Linked DNA regions of Homo sapiens: region 1 is linked to region 2. Evidence: chromatin contacts called from ENCODE Hi-C or POLR2A ChIA-PET data. All regions are on one chromosome and are shown on one strand. The core of a region is the stretch at or near the end of the contact, and the rest is flanking DNA. Distances in the headings are between cores, read along the strand shown.

Region 1 (4,460 bases), core at 1,940-4,439, 41 kb before region 2:
GGTTTGTTTGTTTGTTTGTTTGTTTGTTTGTTTTGAGACAAGCTCTTGCTCTGTTGCCCAGGCTGGAGTGCAGTGGTGTGATCTCAGCTTACTGCAACCTCTGCCTCTCGGGTTCAAGCGATCCTCCCATCTCAGCCTCCTGAGTAGCTGGGACTGCAGGCATGAGCCACCACACCCAGCCTGGAATGTGCATTTTTAAGAAGCATCTTGTGATTCCATGCTACAGAGCATCTAGGGTCTCCAGAAGCCATTAAAAAAACACAGCAGGCTGGGCATGGTGGCTCATGCCTGTTATCCCAGTGCTTTGGGAGGCCAAGGTGGGCAGATCACTTGAGCCCAGGAGTTTGAGACCTGCCTGGGCAATATTGTGATATTCCATCTCTACAAAAAAATACAAAAATTAGCCAGATGTAGTGGTACATGCCTGTAGTCCCCAGATACTCGGGAGGCTGAGGTAGGAGAATCCCTTGAGCCCAGGAGGCGGAGGTTGCAATGAGCCGAGATCCCGCCACTGCACTCCAGCCAGGCGATAGAGCAAGATCCTGTCTCAAAAAAAAAAAAAAAAAAAAAAGAAAAGGAGGAAAAAAATAGAAGATGTTGGGAGGTATCTATGGTAAGTTGTTGGGAAACAAAACGTTTACAGAATAGCATGAACTGTCTAGTATGATCTAGTACTACAAACAGGCTTGTAAATGGGCGTGTGTGTGTGTGTCTGTCTATGTGTGCAAACGTGTAACCACACACTGCCTTCATAAAGCAGTGTCAATAAAATGTTAATTATCTCCAGGTCATGATATCTTGGTGACTTTTACTTTTTCTTTATGTTTTTCTGAATTGCCTACACTTTCCCACAGGTGTATAATAATATATTTACACAATTTGGAAAATTCTACAAAGAACAAATACAAACCCAAATCAGGAAGAATCCCATCTCCTAACATAGCATTGCTTCATGTTTTTGGTAAGAGCTCTATCTTGCTTTTTTTCCCCCTGTAAAGATTGGAAGGCTCATCTCCTTTAATTTTTAAATTTTTTTTTTTTTGAGACAGGGTCTTGCTCTCTTGCCCAGATGGAGTGCAGTGGTGCGATCTTGGCTCACTACAGCCTCGACCTCCCAGGCTCAAGCAATCCTCCCACTTCAGCCTTCTGAGTAGCTGGGACTAGAGGCACACACCATCACACCCAGCTAATTTCTTTTTGTGTCTTGTATTTTTTGTAGAGATGGGGTTTCGCCATGTTGCCCAGGCTGGTCTCAAACTCCTGGGCTCAAGTGATCCGCCCACCTCGGCCTCCCAAAGTGCTAAAAATTTTTAATTTTTAAAAAAGCAGAAAGAACTCTACCAAAAAGATGAAACAATGCTATGTCCGTGTGATGGAATTATTCCTGATTTGGAGGTTGTATTTATACTTTTTAGTATTTTCCAAATTGTGAAAAAAAATTCTAATCGGAAAAAAATATATGATTTTGGAAAAAGGAAAAAAGAAAGGAAGTGAGTCTTCCGATCTTTACAGGGCAGGGGTGGGGTGGGGGATCTCTACCAAAAAGATGAACCAATGCCATATCCAGGTGATGGGATTCACATTGAGACTTTTTACTATTTTGCAAATTGCATCAATAACCTGAGTCGATGGCACCGCTCCCCTGCTCGGAGATCTCCCATGGCCCCTGCCTCTCTGAGAAATGGCCAAAACCTCTTCTGGAAATGTGCCCAGCAGCCCTCACCTCCCAGATTCATCCCCTCTCCCTCCCATGTCTCTCTCTGTGCGCCAGACACCCTGGCCTGCTTGCAAGCTGCGTCAGGGCCTTTGCGTGTGCTGTTGCTGTTTCCTCTGCCTGGAGCGTTCTTCCCCAGAGATCTGGACAGCTCAATCCTTCACCTGTAAGTTCACTCAGATCTTAACTTCTCAACTGCCCGGGGCCCCAACCGGCTCCAAAACCCGTCTTACGCTGTGCGACTTCATCTTTTTACCCACACTGCATCTCCCTTTCTAACTTACTCTATAACTTACGTAAGTATTGGGCTTGTTGTTTATTGTCTGTTTCTCCCTGCCAAAACAGCAGTTCTGTGAGGGCTGAACTTTTTGTCATCCTGTTCACTGCCACATTATCAGGGTCTAGAGCAGTGTCTGGAACGCAGTAGGTGCTCAATAAATACTTGCTGGATGAACGAGTAACCAAAAGGACATTTGCTTCAATCAGATACACAACTTTATATGATAATAACTATGTTACATTTGAAAAGCACAACCATTGACACCAGCCTGGGCAACACACTGAAACCTCATCTCTGCAAAAAATACAAAAATTAGCTGGGTGTGGTGGTGTGTGCCTGTAGTCCCAGCCACTCTGGAGGCTGAGATGAGACGATCACCTGAGCCAGGGAGATTGAGGCTGGAGTGAGCCAAGATCAAGCCACTGTACTCCAGCCTGGGTGACAGTGTGAGATCCTGCAAAAAAAGAAGAAAGAAAAAGAAAGAAAAACGAAGGAAGGAAGGAAGGAAGGAAGGAAGGAAGGAAGGAAGGAAGGAAGGAAGGAAGGAAGGAAGGAAGGAAGGAAAGAAGGACCAAAAAAAAAGTTGGAAGTTGGAAGGAAATATTTCAGAATGTCACCAGTGATTGTCTCAGGCAATGGGATAGTGGGTGGTTTAAAATTCCTTCCATCCTTAGTTGCTTTCCAGATTCTCTACAGTGAGCATATCTTTGTCCTATAACATTTTTTGCAAAATTAAGTCTTACCATTGGAAATCAGTGCTCTCTGGACTTATTCAACAGGCATTTGCAGATCTATTTGAGCCCAAAAAGTCATAGTTCTGTAACCTTAACAAAGAGCTTGGAAGCTACTGTTCTGGTCCAAATATCACTCTACAGATGGGGAAACTGAGGCCCAGAGAGGGCAGCGCTTACCCATCTTAGACATATTTGTCATGACCCTAAGGAAGAGGGTCCCCTTATGAGGAGTGGGGAAAATCAAGGCCAATTCAGCTCAGGAATATTTTCTATCAGGTCAGGATATTCAGCTGGGGTCCTCATACCCCTCTGCTAGGGCTTGTCCTCCCTCGGTGTCCCACTGGGACCCGAGAATTCAGGGTCCTGCCCACTTCCAGGCCTGCCCGCAAAGACCTTCCCTGCAATACCGCAAATGGACGCCAGAGGACAGTGGTGACGCGCCTGAACCTCAGTTAGCAACTCAAAGGCCCGCTAAGCTCTGCGGGCCCTGGAGCACTTCAGCCTGGCTGGTCTCTGTGAGCGAAGAGGGAGCCGATGGCTCCGTTTGTAGGAACTCGGATTCCCGCGGGAATGTGGGCGGGAGGTGTCAGATCTGATTTTCCAAGGGAAACCAGAAATTCAGACTTTCATGTGGAATATCCTGGTTTTTAAATCACTGCCACTAAGAATTTAACAACTTGGGGAGGTGGAGGAGACCAAACGAAACTAAAAAAGAAGGCTGGGGCCGGGCGCGGTGGCTCACGCTGTATTCCCAGCATTTTGGGAGGCCGAAGTGGGCGGATCACGAGGTCAAGAGATGAGACCATCCTGGCCAACATGGTGAAACCCCGTCTCTACTAAAAATACAAAAATTAGCTGGGCGTGGTGGCGCGCGCCTGTAGTCCCAGCAACTCAGGAGGCTAGTTTATGAGACTCCGCCCCCAGCCCTCTAGGGAGGGGTGAAGTCAGATGTTAGAATTCTAATTGTTTTTAATTAAAAAAAAATTTTTTTAACCTGATCCCTTAGTCTGAGCAAAGGTGCCAGAAGAAGGCAAAAAGGTAGGGTCCCAGCCCCCTCCCATGGCCCATCCCACCGCCACTCCTTCATCCAGGTCTGCTCCATTTCCTATGTTTTATGTACCAGTGTTTCCTCATAACATGGGATTAAACAAAAACATTTTGTATAAGAATAGAGCTTGCAGAGCAAGCCACCACCGGGCGTGGTGGCTCATCCCTGTAATCCCAACACTTTGGGAGGCCGAGGCAGGCGGATCACCTGAGTTCAGGCGTTCGAGACCATCCTGGCCAACATGATGAAACCTTGTCTCTACTAAAAATACAAAAATTAGCCAGGTGTGGTGGCTCTGCCTGTAGTCCCAGCTACTCTGGAGCCTGGGCAGGAGAATCGCTTGAACCCGGGAGGTGGAGGTTGCAGTAAGCCAAGATCGTGCCACTACAGTCCAGCCTGGGTGACAGAGCAAGACTCTGTCTCAAAAAAAGAAAAAAAGAAAGAAAATTTAAAAAAAAAGTTTTGTAGCTTTTTAAATAAAAGTTTGAAACTTTTTTTATAAAAAGAGTTTGGACTTGGAGGACTCCTCTAGTCCAAGTGTGTGTGCCATTCTACAGATAGAGAGACTGAGAACCAGAGCACCTGCACTTGTCCTTGTGCAGGAGATGCTGTGCGACTGCAGGAGGAAAGGATGAGAGCAGCCTCAAGGTGAATGTGAGGTCAAGGTCATTTCTGGGGAAGAAC
Region 2 (4,920 bases), core at 650-3,149:
TTCATATTGTCCAGGAGCTGTTCTATGTTCCAGGGCCCTTTGGGTCCTAAGTGGATTTGTAATGCACCATCTTAATAACATGAACTGGGTATATCTGACCTTCACTGACAGTGTGATTTGACCTCTCTGAGCTTCAGTTTCCTCATCTGTAGAATGGGGATACCCACACCCATATCTCAGCGCAAAATAATGTCTGTAAAGTGGTTAGCATAGTGCCTAGCTCATGACAGACGCTGGGCGAACGTAGCCTGTTTGTGAAGTGGGATTTTCAAGTACCAGTCTGTCTGGCCCATGAGATCATTGGCTGGGTTATGCACCATTCTCCAGGAACCAAAAGCTCCATCACCTCCTGCCTTTTTGCTGATCCATATGCGCATACATAGTCACTCTCCCCTAGGGTGCTGGCTTCTCTTCAGGTTCCAGATGTTAACCCAGGCCTTTCCCTTTCGATCAGTGCCCTCTGGGATGGGCTCCTACATTCCCTGGGGAACAGATCCACCCCCTCACCCCCATCCTCATAGCTTGGCCTGCAGAGCATCTCCTGGATGTCCTGACCCCTGGCTTACCACCCTCTCATTCAAGGGTCTGAAACTCATAGTCCATGGGGCCAATTCAACCTACCTCCAGTTCTGTTCCACAGTGTTTCAAAACATAAATGTGGGTCATGCACTCACTCTCCTGGCCACAGGCCCCACTCCTCCCTATTGGCTAAGCTCCCCTCCCCACAATTCTCACATTTTCTGTAACTGCCTAGAGCCAGTAGGAATTTGAATTTGCAGTTCCTGTTAGGAATCTAAAAGCTGCCCACTTCTGGGGAACAGCGTGTGCGAGGAAAAGTGCAGAGAAGCCCAGCAGCCCAGGTCAGGGGACGTCAGGCAAGGGCCTCCTGCCCCTTGGGCCTCAGTCTATTCACCACAGCATCCATAGTCCTGGGCGCATGGGCAGCTCTTGGCAAATACAGTTTGAATGAATGAAGTTTCCTCCAGGCAGAGATCATCTTCATTTATCTAATATCTAATTAGGCCTGCACCTCATCTGCTTCTGAATTTTAACAACCTGCCTTTAAAAGACAAGCCTGCCCCCGAAGGATTCCCTAGGGACCTTGGGACAGGCAGCTATGTGGATCATATTGAGCCAGGGCTGCACAACCTGGAATTAAACATGTGCTTAGGGCACTAGCCAAACAGGAGCACAGAAACACATACACAGTTTTTTGTTGTTGTTGTTGTTTTTCTTGTTTTTTGTTTGTTTGTTTTGTTTTTTGTTTTTTAAGGATTATTATGGGAGGAAAATAAAAATTTGTTGAACTTTTTTTTTTTCCTTTTTTGAGAGCGTCTCTCTCTCTCTCTGTCACCCAGGCTAGCGTGCAGTGGTTCAATCTCGGCTCACTGCAGCCTCAACCTTCCCGGGCTTAAGCGATCCTCCCCCTTCAGCCTCCCAAGAAGCTGGGACTACAGGTGGCACCACCACGCCCGGCTAAGTTTTTAAATATTTTGTAAAGACGAATTTGCCCGAGCTGGTCTCGAACCCCTGGGCTCAAGCGATCCTCTTGCCTCAGCCTCCCAAAGTGCTAGAATTACAGGCATGAGCCACCTCGCGCGGCTCTGGAGTTATTTTACACACTACAATTTATTTATGCATGATTGCGGGAGACCCTGATACTTTCAACGCTTAGGGCAGCGAGATATGAATGGACTGGGGACCGCGACCGCTCTTTCCTTTTCCCTGGCAGGGGGAGCTGTGGCGCAGCAGGCGCGGCCGGGCGGGCGGCGAAACTTACCAGTGGCGGGGCCCGGACTGCTTGTCCGTGGCTGCTCCGGCCGCTTGTCCGACGGCTGCTGCAACTGCGCTTCCGACGGTGCCGGGAGGACTGCTTGCTGCGCGGCCTCGCTGCGCCACACCCCCAGCCCCACGCCCGGGCGTTCTGGGACCCCTGGAACGGGCGCCTTTGTGACTCGCACAAACATGGACGTTCTCCCCTGCAAGTCCGCTGGGAGGGCACAGGGCCCTCGGGAGGAGAGGACAAGAGCAGCTGGTTGGAGGGAAGCTTTTGGTTGGGGGAGAGGGGCGACACACTCTCCAGCGACCCCTTACCAGACTACCCGGACCCTCATGACGCTAAGTGACTTCTTGAGTCAATCAACAGTCTTAGCCCCTCCCTCGGCCAACGCCATGCAATCGCTGGTCCACCTCGCCCCACTCACACCCCATTCACCGTCTTCTTAGCCTACACCTACACTCATGCTCACAGCAGCCCTGCTAGGTACAGACTTCACACGCAGCTAACTCAAAGGAGCCCAGTTTTTTCTACTCTGAAAAATAAAATAAAGTAAAAATAAATTAAAAAAAAATGTTGGGGCGGGGGGGGAAAGAGATATTTCATGAGAAAAATAACTTCATCAGTGCAGGAGAATTTTCTTCAGAACATCCACCTGACCCCCACCCACTGTGAGCATAACACGGGAACCCAAGTGTGATCCAGGCAAGTGAGCTTTTCACTGCCCTAACGGAGTTTAGTGGTTTAAAGATACACATTTTTCATACAATCGGCCCTGAAACACAAGTCAACTACTTTCTCTGGGGCTAAGCTCTAGAAACAATCACAGAATTAATGGAAAATTATTGGGGGTACCTGTTTTCTACAGTAATTTTGATTCCATGTGATTTCCACTTTAACTCCTAGCCCCCTGAGTGGATTGTAGTAGCTCAGCCCTGCTAAGGTCTCCACTTCATCCGTAAATTCTTGGGACAGGATGTGTGTTTTAGAACTTACCATATTTTGGAGGCCAGGTGCGCTGGCTCATGCCTATAATCCTAGCACTTTGGGAGGCTGAGGCAGGTAGATCATTTAAGGTCAGGAGCTCAAGACCAGCCTGGCCAACATGGTGAAACCCTGTGTATTTCTTTTTTTTTTTTTTTTTTTTTTGTATTTCTACTAAAAATATAACAAATTTAGCCCGGCATGGTGGCACACACCCGGTGGGTGCCTGTAGTCTCTGCTACTCGGGAGGCTAGGGCAGGAGAATTGCTTGAACCCAGGAGGCAAAGGTTGCCGTGAGCCAAGATCACACTCACTCCAGCCTGGGTGACAGAGTGAGACTCCGTTTCAAAAAAAAAAAAAAGAACTTACCATGTTTTTGGTTTCAGAAAGATAATATGGTACGCAAGGGAGTATGTTGCCCCTAATGTTGCTGGCAGCCACGTTGTAACCATGAGGGAAGTCAGTGGGACAGTATATTACATACAGGGTTCGGGCCACACAGTCCAGATCAAACGAATTACTGTTTCTGCAAGGAAACATCAATATTCATGTCAAGTAAGATAAGGATAGATTATGAACAGCTACATGTCAGGCCTTGCCTCCAAATGATTCATATGAAGTGTTTTGGATACACTTGACCATCCTCATTTTACAGATGGGGAAACAGACTTAGAGAAACCGAGTTTTGCAGTCAGTGGAGCAGCCAGGATTTGAACCCAAGGCTCCCTGTCTCTGGAGCCCCACGCTTTTCCACACCCTGACTGAAACCACAGCCCCAAATCTGAGCAGCCCTGCAAGCTGATATCTCCCATCTCTGATATTTAAAGGGCTGCTCCAGCACTCAGCTCCATGCAGAGCCCAATGACTCACACATTTCAAGTGTCAACGACTGAAAAATGATTAAGTTCAATTAGGTTCAGGACTTGTTAAAAATAGACCTTCCTCCGACGAATTTACTCTCTTTGTCTTTATGGGCGCAGCTCTCAGCAGCCGCCATGCAGAGACGTATCAGGCTTTTTTAATTAGAACATGTCAGAATCGATTCTGCTAAAGGGACCTTCTGCTTTATCAGCGGGACTTGGAGCAGGGTGAGATGCCAGCTTGCCAAAGCGATGAGCCAGCGGTGGGAAATGTTGGCGACAGCAGAGCCTCCAGAACACAGGAGGAAATTAGAGCCAAGCCGCAGAGGGACCAGGCAGAGGCATTTGGACGCAGACCAGAAAACTGACAGTCCAAGTGACTCTTTGGTTACAAAAATCAGAAACCCACTCGAACTATCTCAAAATGAATTTTTTTCTTTGGCCTCCTCATCTGTTTCCCTTTCCTTCTTCCCAGCCAATCCCAATTTGTTCAGGTAACAGTCCTTCCCCATTGAGCCTATGTAACCAGGAGCAGTTGAGTTTTACACACACCTCCAAGGTAGATCTCCATTAGTGTTAGCAAATCACAGCCATCCCATCACCTCCTTGCCAATGACTGGGAATCTAAGTTTAAGCCAATTAGTGCATAGCATTCTCCCAGAAACTTCTACTGGTCCAGGAATAGGCGTGCAACTGACAGTGGCCTATCAGACAGAAAGGAAGAACTTGGGGTAGAGGGAGATGCTTTTCTACCCTTATGGATGCAAACAAGAAAGCATGTTGCCCCTCATGTTGCTGACAGCCCTCTGGCAACTATGAGGGAAGCCAGTGTGAGATCAAGGCTAACACACGATGGAGGGAGGAGCCTAGGGAGAATTACAGAACAATGTGGCTGGCACCCTGATCATACCTTGCCTGAAACCCACATTATGAACAATAGGAACTCTGCATTTCCTATTATGTGAATGAATACGTTTCTTGTTTTTTAAGCCAGTGTGGATTGCAGTTTCTGTTTCTTTCATCTAAAGCATGCTGCATCGTATGAATGTTAGGGCTATCTCACAAAGGTTGGAGGCAGATCCCATGAGGAACAAGAACCCAGAACTAGTAAGCTGTCAGAAACCAAGGCAGCTCCTCCCTCTAGCCCTCTCTGGAACCACCTGGTCTCTCAACTTGGCCTCTTTTTTTAAGGACTATTTTCTCTGCTGTCCCCTCTTCCTCCCATCTTGCTTCTTATAAGTTCCCATTTTAGAACTCAGTTTAAAAAAAAAAAATCAATGTCCTCATCTCAACTTCCTC

Evidence for each region. A loop is a pair of places that touch in the nucleus more often than their neighbours do. ChIA-PET counts read pairs that join two places held with the same protein, here RNA polymerase II (POLR2A). Pooled maps may share reads with other maps.
Region 1: a map of heart right ventricle shows a loop between it and region 2 (2.6-fold over the local background). The contact joins the enhancer-like site here to the promoter of CCDC63 in region 2. A Hi-C loop is called at or near these places in 17 of 168 maps with a recorded cell type or tissue (Calu3, IMR-90, K562 and 13 more), 7 of 37 single-sample maps with no recorded cell type and 23 of 50 pooled maps. POLR2A ChIA-PET finds 5 or more read pairs at or near these places in 7 of 52 experiments (BJ, CD8-positive, alpha-beta memory T cell, H1 and 3 more).

What each region holds. Positions count from the first base shown.
Region 1 is chr12:110,886,885-110,891,344 of GRCh38, reverse strand. All of the region lies in intron 8 of CCDC63 (coiled-coil domain containing 63), which reads right to left. Among named protein-coding and RNA genes, the nearest start is that of MYL2, 31 kb to the left of the region's middle. Within about 2 kb of position 3,189, at least 10 of the 41 ENCODE cell types and tissues checked have a DNase peak (open chromatin) inside an H3K27ac peak, as active enhancers do; they include Panc1 and heart right ventricle, where a contact is called at or near this core.
Region 2 is chr12:110,843,966-110,848,885 of GRCh38, reverse strand. CCDC63 (coiled-coil domain containing 63) reads right to left here and starts at 1,899. Exons shown (of 12, transcript NM_152591.3): 1 at 1,781-1,899.